Regions from separate parts of the Homo sapiens genome. Here region 1 is linked to region 2. A link is an interaction called in ENCODE POLR2A ChIA-PET data of the cell type or tissue named here. Cell type or tissue: Caco-2. All regions are shown on one strand. Links, peaks and the distances in the headings refer to the core of each region. The heading gives the core; the rest is flanking DNA. Region 1 overlaps GNG7 (G protein subunit gamma 7). Region 2 overlaps GNG7 (G protein subunit gamma 7).

The links. ChIA-PET counts read pairs that join two places held together with the same protein. Peaks named below come from ENCODE experiments on the same cell type or tissue, not always from the same donor. Only the 100,000 strongest peaks of a DNase experiment are listed, where the experiment ranks them.
Region 1: POLR2A ChIA-PET joins it to region 2 with 8 read pairs; 11 of 35 experiments call an interaction of 5 or more read pairs at or near these places.

The regions. Positions count from the first base shown.
Region 1 is chr19:2,593,657-2,599,025 of GRCh38, reverse strand. All of the region lies in intron 2 of GNG7 (G protein subunit gamma 7), which reads left to right. It also overlaps the pseudogene RN7SL121P. Among named protein-coding and RNA genes, the nearest start is that of MIR7850, 34 kb to the left of the region's middle. In Caco-2, for the core only: no CTCF peak of the experiment used is centred there; no DNase peak of the experiment used is centred there; H3K4me3 peaks cover 77 bases.
Region 2 is chr19:2,526,836-2,532,204 of GRCh38, reverse strand. The region is part of intron 3 of GNG7 (G protein subunit gamma 7); the gene reads left to right. Among named protein-coding and RNA genes, the nearest start is that of GADD45B, 53 kb to the right of the region's middle. RefSeq lists an enhancer at 2,553-2,612. In Caco-2, for the core only: no CTCF peak of the experiment used is centred there; DNase peaks (open chromatin) are centred at 2,504 and 3,204.

The DNA.
Region 1 (5,369 bases), core at 60-5,059, 67 kb before region 2:
CCCTCTTCATCATGGGCCCTCGGTGGAACTGTATGCTAGAAACTTCACTTTCCAATTTTGGAGATGCTTCTAGAAACTAGACTTCTTTCCAGCTTGAGGTGAGCTGGAAGTTAGATCAGTTTCCATTTCTTTCAACTGAAAACGTGATTACAGAAGTCAGTGTTTCATAAGCTTTCTTTTTCCGTGATCACCTTCTTTTGAGACATCCTTTTCCTAGTGGCTCCTTAGAAAGAATAACGGTGGCAAGAGATTTAAATGCACCCGATGTCTGATTCTTTTGACGGAAGATGCCCAAGTAGCATTATTATTATTATTATTATTATTATTATTATTATTATTATTATTATTTTATTACTTTTCATTTTTTTTGAGACGGAGTCTCGCTCTGTCGCTCAGGCTGGAGTGCAGTGGCGCGATCTCAGCTCACTGCAAGCTCTGCCTCCTGGGTTCACACCATTCTCCTGCCTCAGCCTCCCGAGTAGCTGGGACTACAGGCGCCCGCCACCACACCCAGCTAATTTTTTGTATTTTTAGTAGAGATGGGGTTTCACCGTGTTAGCCAGGATGGTCTCGATCTCCTGACCTCGTGATCCGCCCGCCTCGGCCTCCCAAAGTGCTGGGAGTACAGGCGTGAGCCACCACGCCCGGCCAATTCTGTATTTTCAGTAGAGATGTGGTTTCACCATGTTGGCCAGGCTGGTCTCGAACTCCTGACCTCAGGTGATCCGCCCACCTTGGCCTCCCAAAGTGCTGGGATTAACAGATATGAGCCACCGCGCCCGGCCGCCCACTAGTTTTGATTGTGAGTTCTTTTGGTCCTTGGTTTTCGTAAGCGTTGCTTCCTCCTCTGTAGTAGAGTAACAAGCATGCAGCGTAGAGTCGCCGTGAGAGCTGGATTCGGTCGTTGATGGACAGAGCCGAGTGGAGAGCCTGAGATGACTCAGTGCCACACAGGTGCTGCTCACACAGTTGTCCTGGTCATTGTCGTCTAACCACTGAAACTCCCTAGACTTTTCCTACACATGCACACTCACATAGATACGTACAGCAATATGGAGCGCATTGTACATTGGCAGTCCTGAGCTGCTTTTTACCTTTCTAAATTTAATTTCTTTTTTTTTTTTTTTTTTGAAACAGAGTCTCACTCTGTTGCCCAGGCTGGAGTGCAGTGGCGCAATCTCGGCTCACTGCAAGCTCTGCCTCCTGGGTTCACGCCATTCTCCTGCCTCAGCCTCCCGAGTAGCTGGCACTACAGGCGCCCGCCACCACGCCTGGCTAATTTTTTGTATTTTTAGTAGAGACGGGGTTTCACCGTGTTAGCCAGGATGGTCTCGATCTGCTGACCTCGTGATCCACCCACCTCGGCCTCCCAAAGTGCTGGGATTACAGGTGTGAGCCACCACACTCGGCCTTATTATTATTATTTTTGAGAAGGAGTTTTGCTCTTGTCACCCAGGCTGGAGTGCAGTGGCGTGATCTCGGCTCACTGCAACCTCCACCTCCTGGGTTCAAGCGATTCTCCTGCCTCAGCCTCCTGAGTAGCTAAGATTACAGGTGCCCGCCACCACGCCCAGCTAATTTTTGTATTTTTAGTAGACACGGGGTTTCACCATGTTGGCCAGGCTGGTCTCAAACTCCTGACCTTAGGTGATCCGCCTGCCTCGGCCTCCCACAGTGTTAGGATTACAGGCGTGAGCCACTGTGACTGGCCCCAAGTAGCATTATTATATAATGGAGTTTTTGTTTGTTTTTATCTTAGAGACAGGATCTTCTTTCTCTGTCACTCAAGCTGGAGTGCAGTAACGCCATCTCAGCTCCCTGCAGCAGCTTCCAACTCCCAGGCTCAAGCAATCCTCCCGCCTCAGTCACCAAAGCTGGGATAACAGGTGCACACCACCATGCCTGGATAATTTTTAAATTTTTATTCTTTCTAGAGATTGGGTCTTGCTATGTTGTCCAGGATGATCTTGAACTCCTGGCCTCAAGTGATCTTCCCACCTCAGCCTCCAAAAGTGCTGGGATTGCAGGTGTGAGCCACCGAGCCCAGCCTATACCTGTGAAATTTCAATATCATAGATAGACTGTGTATCTGTTTATGTTCTGTTTTCTGGGCTTAATCCATAAAAAAAGTAAAATTTGTTTTCATCTCCCCAAGAATTGATGTTCACCCTGTTGAGAATATATTTGTAAAGAAGTCTCGTACTGCAGGAGTGAGAATGGAGACATCTTCATCACAAATCTCACTCCCCAGAATTAACCACTGTTAACAGTGTGGGGTGGATGGGAACTGATCATCAGTGCAGAACGTGAAAGGAGAACAACTGGGTCGATATTTGCCCACTTTTTTTTTTGGGGGGGGGACAGGGTCTCACTTTGTCACCCAGGCTGGAGTGCAGTGGCATAATCATGGCTCACTACAGCCTCAACCTCTTGGACTCAAGCGATCCTCCCACCTCAACCTCCTGAGTAGCTGGGACCACAGGTGGATATCACTACACCTGCTTAATTTTTTTTTAATTTTAATTGAGACGGGGTCTCACTATGTTACCCAGGCTGGTCTGAAACTCCTGGGCTCAAGTGATTTTCCTGCCTCAGCCTTTCAAAGTGCTGGGATTGCAGGTGTGAGCCCCGCGCTGGGCCTGCCTACTATTTTTTATTTTAATTTTAGGGACCGACTCTCACTCTGTCGCCCAGGCTGCAGTGCAGAGGCACGATCTCAGCTCACTGCAACCTCCACCTCCTGGGTTCAAGCGATTCTCCTGTCTCAGCCTCCCAAGTAGCTGGGATTACAGGCATGCACCACCGCACCCGGCTAATTTTTGTATTTTCAGTAGAGATGGGGTTTCACCATGTTGGCCATGCTGGTCCCAAACTCCTGACCTCAGGTGATCCGCCCGCCTCGGCCTCTCAAAGTGCTGAGATTACAGATATGAGCCACCGCGCCCGGCCGCCCACTAGTTTTGATTGTGAGTTCTTCTGGTCCTTGGTTTTCGTAAGCGTTGCTTCCTCCTCTGTAGTAGAGTAACAAGCATGCAGCGTAGAGTCGCCGTGAGAGCTGGATTCGGTCGTTGATGGACAGAGCCGAGTGGAGAGCCTGAGATGACTCAGTGCCACACAGGTGCTGCTCACACAGTTGTCCTGGTCATTGTCGTCTAACCACTGAAACTCCCTAGACTTTTCCTACACATGCACACTCACATAGATACGTACAGCCATATGGAGTGCATTGTACATTGGCGGTCCTGAGCTGCTTTTTACCTTTTTAAATTTAATTTCTTTTTTTTTTTTTTTGAGACAGAGTCTCACTCTGTTGCCCAGGCTGGAGTGCAGTGGTGCGATCTTGGCTCGCTGCAAGCTCCGCCTCCCGGGTTCACGCCATTCTCCTGCCTCAGCCTCCCGAGTAGCTGGGATTACAGGCACCCGCCACCACGCCCGGCTAATTTTTTGTATTTTTACTAGAGACGGAGTTTTGCTATGTTGCCCAGGCTGGTCTCAAACTCCTGAGCTCAGGCAATCCACCCGCCTCGGCCTCCCAAAGTGCTGGGATTACAGGCATGAGCCACTGCACTCGGCCCTTAAATTTAATTTCCTTTCAGCCGGGCATGGTGGCTCACACCTATAATCCCAGCACTTTGGGAGGCTGAGGTGTGTGGATCAATCAACTGAGGTCAGGAGTTCAAGACCGGCCTGACCAACATGGCAAAACCCCGTCTCTACTAAAAATACAAAAATTAGCCGGACGTGGTGGCGGGCGCCTGTAATGCCAGCTACTTGGGAGGCTGAGGCAGGAGAATCGCTTGAACCCGGGAGGTGGAGGTTGCAGTGAGCCAAGATCACGCCACTGCACTCCAGCCTGGGCAACAGAGTGAGACTCCGTCTCAAAAAAAAAAAAATTTAATTTCTTTTGAGACAGGGTCTCGCTCTGTTGCCCAGGCTGGAGTGCAGTGGTGCCATCATGGTTCACTGCAACCTTGACCACCTGGGCTCAAGCGATCCTCCCACCTCATCCTTTCAAATAGCTGGGACTACAGGTACGTGCCACCATGCCCAGCTAATTTTTTTGTATTTTTTGTAGAGATGAGGTCTTGGTATGTTGCCCAGGCTGGTCTCAAACTCCTGTCCTGAAGCAATCAGCTCGCCTCAGCCTCCCAAAGGGCTGGGATTACAGACGTGAGCCACCACGCCGGGCCATTAAAGACATTTTTGAGATAATCATGGACAATGGGTCACAGGCTGGTTATTGGTAACAGGAAATTATTGTTGATAATCATGGAGCAAGTTGATAATAAGACAGTGTTAATTTGATTGGGTGGTTCTGTGTTGGGAAATCAGAAAGCTTCAGTGATTAGAGAACATTCTGAAGGTTCTACAGGCAAAGTCATATGATGTCTTGAATTTGTGTGAAATACCCGTGCAAAGCTGGAGAGAGAAGTGAGAACAGAAGAAGGGCAGAATGTTAATTCCCGTTGCAGGAGGTGACGACACTCAGAGAGACCTCGTCCTGGCCTGCGTGCTTCAGGCTGTGTTTGAAATTTTCCACTATATGTAATTTTTTAAATTTGCAGTTTCTTTCTTCCTCCTTCCTTCCTTCCTTCCTTCCTTCCTTCCTTCCTTCCTTCCCTCCTTCTTTCTTTCCTTCTTTCTTTCTTTCTTGAGGGAGTCTCACTCTGTCGCCTAGGCTGGAGTGCAGTGGTGTGATATCTCGGCTCACTGCAACCTCTACCTCCCAGGTTCAAGCGATTCTCCTGCCTCAGCCTCCCAAGTAGCTGGGACTACAGGTGCCCACCACCACACCCAGCTAAGTGTTTTGTATTTTTAGTAGAGATGGGGTTTCTCCATGTTGGCCAGGCTGGTCTCGAACTCCTGAGCTCAGGTGATCCGCCCGTCTTGGCCTCCCAAAGCGCTGGGATTACAGGCGTGAGCCACTGTGCCCGGCCTTGATTTGCAGTTTCTGTAAACAACTTGTATAATAGAAAAGCAGAGAAATAAATTTTCCTCCCCTTCAGAAGCACCTCATGTTTGTTTTAAAGTATAGTATTTAATCCAGATTTGAGAAGGTTTGGGGTGAATGAGGTAAGAAAGTTTTTTTTTTTTTTTGGCATCAAATATTTCGGCCTGCCTCTCAGCTTGCTTCAGAAAACTTAAAACATCACAATAGTAATCAAAACATATATAACATTGAAACAGAAGGAAATGGCATGGACCACAGAACTCCAAGGATTGTTTAAAAAAAAAAAAAAAGTGCTACCCCGGGAAAAGTATTTGCAATTTTTTTTTTTTTTTAGATGGAGTCTCACTCTGTTGCCCAGGCAGGAGTGCAGTGGCACAATCTCGGCTCACTGCAAGCTCCGTGTCCCAGGTTCAAGCGA
Region 2 (5,369 bases), core at 149-5,148:
CCTGTGGGTCTCTTTGTAGTGCTGGTTTTTGTTTTTTTTTTTGTTTTTTTTTTTGAGACGGAGTCTCGTTCTTTTGCCCAGGCTGCAGTGCAGTGGCGTGATCTCAGCTCACTGCAAGCTCCGCCTCCCGGGTTCATGCCATTCTCCTGCTTCAGCCTCCCAAGTAGCTGGGACTAGAGGCGCCTGCCATGGCGCCCGGCTAATTTTTTGTGTTTTTAGTAGAGACGGGGTTTCACCGTGTCAGCCAGGATGGTCTTGATCTCCTGACCTCATGATCCGCCTGCCTAGGCCTCCCAAAGTGCTGGGATTACAGGCGTGAGCCACCGCACCTGGCAGTGCTGGTTATTTCTGCTGATTTTTGTTTATGTGGTCCTGGCTCCTCGTATGTCTTACTTGCATGCCAGATATTGTATTGTGCATTTTTTTTTTTTTTTGGGACGGAGTCTCGCTCTGTTACCCAGGCTGGAGTGCAGTGGCACGATCTCGGTTCACTGCAAGCTCCACCTCCCGGGTTCATGCCACTCTCCTGCCTCAGCCTCCGGAGTAGCTGGGACTACAGGTGCCTGCCACCAAGCCTGGCTAATTTTTTGTATTTTTAGTAGAGACGGGGTTTCACCATGTTAGCCAGGATGGTCTTGATCTCCTGACCTCGTGAGCCACCGCGCCCGGCCTGTATTGCGGATTTGCATGTAGAAATAATCTGAGGCCTGGGATCGTATTATTTTCCTCCAGAGGGGATTTATGTTTACTTCTTCCAGGCATTTGGGGCCACCAGCAATCTCGCATCACCTTAATCCAATATTAGGGATTGAGATTATTCAAAACTCTGCTGTAGTTGCTAGAAGGACCTGTCTGCTTCCTCTTGATCTTTACTCCTTTTTTTTTTTTTTTTTTTTTTTTTGAGACGGAATCTCACTCAGCTGCCAAAGCTGGAATACAGTGGCACGATCTCGGTTCACTGCAACCACCGTCTCCCGGATTCAAGGGATTCTCTCATCTCAGCTCCTGACTAGCTGGGATTACAAGAACCCGCCATCATGCCCAGCTAATTTTTGTATTTTAGTAGAGACGGGGTTTCACCATGTTGACCAGGCTAGTCTTGAACTCCCGACCTCAGGTCATCCACCTGCCTCGGTCTCCCAAAGTGCTGGGATTCCAGGCGTGAGCCACTGTGCCCAGCTGTGACCGTTACTCTTACAGTGCAATATTAAGTTGTCCCAATTCACACCAAGGGGGAATTTACCAAGCCTTCTCTCCTCAGGAAACCCTGGACCTCAATTTCTGTACCCTTGGCCTCGTGAAGCTGATAGAAATATCACTCGGCCTCTCAGCAAACCCTCCCAACCCCAGGAAAAAGTGACCCCAAACCCAGGCTCTCTTTCGATCCTCCCCTAAATCCTGGCTGGAAATTCTCCATTATCTTAATAACCCTGCAGGCCCTTGAGCAGATGCTTTGACATTCTGTCCAGCTTTTCTTTCTTTTTTGAGACAGGGTCTCACTCTGTCACCCAGGCTGGAGTGCAGTGGCACAACGTCAGCTCACTGCAACCTCTGCCTCCCGGGTTTAAGTGATTGTTGTACCTCAGCCTCCTGAGTAGCTGGGACTACAGGCACCCGCCACCACGTCCAGCTAATTTTTGTATTTTAATAGAGACGGGGTTTCACCATGTTGGCCAGGCTGGTCTCAAACTCCCGACTTCAAGTGATCCTCCCACCTCAGCCTCCCAAAGTGCTGGGATTACAGGCTTGAGCCACCGCACCCAGCCCTGTCCAGCTTTTTTTTCTTTTTTTTGAGACAGGGTCTCTCTCTGTCGCCCAGGCTGGAGTGCAGTGGCACAATCTCAGCTCACTGCAACCACTGCCTCCCGGGTTTAAGTGATTCTTGTGCCTCAGCCTCCCAAGTAGCTGGGACTACAGGCACGTGCCACCATGCCCAGCTAATTTTTGTATTTTTAGCAGAGATGGGGTTTCACCATGTTGGCCAGGCTGGTCTCAAACTCCCGACCTCAAGTGATCCTCCCGCCTCGACCTCCCACAGTGCTGGGATCACAGGCGTGAGCCGCCGCACCCGGCCCTGTCCAGCTTTTCTAGTGGACCTCAGCAAGAGAGTGGGTTTGTCCTTAGCTGCTAATCCACCATTGTGCAAGCCAAAATCTGCCAAGAGAGATTTTTAACCCAAAGTCCAAGTCGTTTAGAAGGAGGTCATGGATATTCTAGATCCTCTTGATCTTGGAGCCACAGGATGACAAATGGGGACCCATCCTCAGCCTTGAGAGGAGCCCTCTCATCTTCCAGCTGAGGAAGCCAAGACCCAAAAACCAGGAGCAGAGCCAGAGTGCGAGCCCGGATTTTCCATTTCCAGGCAGGCACCGTGTGGTCCCTCTTCAGGAGCAGGTGTCAGCCCTTATCCCTTGAACAAGATCCCTGGCAATGACCTCACCTCTCCCTGAAACCTGAATGTTCTGTCAGTTCAGCAAGAGGCTGATGCAACTCACAGTCCCCAGAGGCCCTTTTGTCTCTCATCGAGTCCATAAATGACACGGAAATGATCTAAGCATGACTGGTCACCCTGGACTTCTGGAACTCATCACGGAGCTTACAAGACTCTCCTCTCACCTTTACCCTATGGCTCAGAAGAAGAAGGGATTTGCCCAAGCTCATGCTTTAAGTTCAACAACACAAAAATGGGCCGGGCGTGGTGGCTCACGCCTGTCATCCCAGCACTTTGGGAGGCCCAGGCAGGTGGATCACCTGAGGTCAGGAGTTCGAGACCAGCCTGGCCAACATGGCAAAACCCTGTCTCCACTAAAAATACAAAAATTAGCCGGGCGTGGTGGCGCATGCTTGTAATCCCAGCTACTCCGGGAGGCTGAGGCAAGAGAATCGCTTGAACCTGGGAGGCGGAGGTTGCAGTGAGCCGAGTTGGTGCCACTGCACTCCAGCCTGGGCGACAGAGTGAGCCATCATCTCCAAAAAACAAACAAACAAACAAAAAAACCCACCAACACAAAAATGGGTAATTTCAGGACACCCAGTTTGTGGCTCTATCCCGAATCCGATCCATGCTGATTTTTAATCTGATCAGCTTCCAGCTCTGCCCAGGTCTCTCCAGGGCCGGCGGTGGGGGGCTGTTGCAATTCCCTGCTGCACCCCAGCCTCAGGGCAGGTCAGGGGAGTGGCGACAGGGTGCAAGTCCACGGGGAGTGAGATTTCTCAAGAGCTCCGGGCAAACCGGCCCTTCCACATTCGCTGGGTGCAGGATGTTCCAGCCACCTTGTCTTTCCAGCAGCTGTGTTTATATTTGGCAGTTGCCACAGGTCCCTGGAAGAGGGTCCTCTTCCTGCCTGCCAGACTCTGGAACCCCTGTTTCCTCACACAGGAACCTGGGGGCCAGGCCTGGTGCAGAGATGAGAGTGTCCCTCTGAGAATTCCAACAGAGGTCACTGGGGCTCAGAGAGGGAAGGAAACTTTCCCAAGGCCACACAGCTTGGTAGAGCAAGGGCAGATTTCTGGCCTACCACCTTCCCGAGTTCCCTCCTCTGTGGGAGCTGTGGTCTCACTCCCTTCAAATGCAACGGGGCTCACATCTGGGGGAAGACTCCCGCCCTGTGGGGCCTCTCCTAGTCACAAAGCATTCTGGGATGCTAATAAAATTAAAGCCCTTTTGGAAACACCCCTGTATTTACTTTTTTTTTTTTTTTTGAGACCATTCTCCTGCCTCAGCCTCCTGAGTAGCTGGGACTACAGGTGCCCGCCGCCATGCCCGGCTAATTTTTTTGTATTTTTTTTTTTTTTTAGTAGAGACAGGGTTTCACCGTGTTAGCCAGGATGGTCTGTATCTCCTGGCCTCGTGATCTGCCCGCCTCGGCCTCCCAAAGTGCTGGGATTACAGGCGTGAGCCACTGAGCCAGGCCTTTTTTTTTTTTTTTTTTTTTAGACAGGGTCTCACTCTGTCACCCAGGCCGGAGTGCAGTGGCGCGATCTTGGCTCACTGCAACCTCCACCTCCTGGGTTCAAGCGATTCTTGTGCCTCAGCCTCCTGAGTAGCTAGAATTACAGGCACGCACTACCATGCCTGGCTCATTTTTTTGTATTTTTAGCAGACGTGGGGGTTTCACCATGTTGGCCAGGCTGGTCTTGAACTCCTGACCTCAAATGACCCACCCGCCTCAACCTCCCAAAGTTCTGGGATTACAGGCATGAGCCACCACGCCTAGCATATTTTCATTCAGTACCATTTATTTTTGGGGCCTTCAGTCAGCTGGGTTCAAACTCTTTGCGTTTTGCCTAAGGGAACCACTCTGAGCTGCAGGATTTCTCCTGATAAGGGAGTTCCATAAAGGCCTAAAATTTTCCCCCAGGGGACACCTGTCCAAGTCTGGGGACATTTGTGCTGGTCATGACTGTGGGCGCACTGGTGGGGGGGGGGGTTTCCTGGCAAGGAGTGGGTGGAGACCAGGGATGCTGCCCAGCACCCTGCAGTGCCCAGGACAGCCCCACCCCAGAAAAGGATCCAGCCAGAGGGAGAGGGCCTGTACTGGAGTGAGTTAAACTTCCCGGTGTAGATCAGGTCTCTTTAGGATTTTAGGAACTTCGGAGTTCAGCCCATTTTGCAGACTGGGGCCCTAGGCTGTGTCTCTCTTTACTGACACCACTGTCAATTTTGTCGCAGTTTTGGGTCTTTGTCTGCTCAGCCATCTGCTCAGCAAACGTTTAGGCCACACCTCCTCACCTCCTCTCCTCCTCCCAGTGGGGACAGGTTCGAGGGCGGGGGCACAGCTCCAGAGGGGCGATGCCTCCAGGCAGGAACCCAGGCCCCCTTCCTGGAGGGATGCGCGACACCAAAACTCCCTCTGCACCCCCAGATGAGGGCCGGTGGGAGTGGTGCCGTCTGAGTGAGACACAGCATTGGGCTGACCTCAGGGTCCCGGTTCTGATAGTGTCTCATAGTCACAGGTGACGTCGCCCTGGAGGGGACCGGGAGAGGGTGCGTGGGGCTCCCTGGACTATGTTTGCAACTGCCTGAGTCCATAATTGTTTCAAAATAAAAAGTTAAGATAGGGCCGGGAGCAGTGGCTCACGCCTGTAATCCCAGCACTTTGGGAGGCTGAGGCGGGTGGATCACTAGGTCAGGAGTTTGAGACCAGCCTGACCAACATGGTGAAACCCCGTCTCTACTAAAAATACAAAAATTAGCCCGGTGTGGTGGCGCGCGCCTGTAGTCCCAGCTACTCGGGAGGCTGAGGCAGGAGAATGGCATGAACTCAGGAGGTGGAGGTTGCAGTGAGCCGAGATTGTGCCACTGCACTCCAGCCTGGGCGACAGAGCGAGACTCCCTCTCAAAAAAAAAAAGTTAAGATAAACAATAT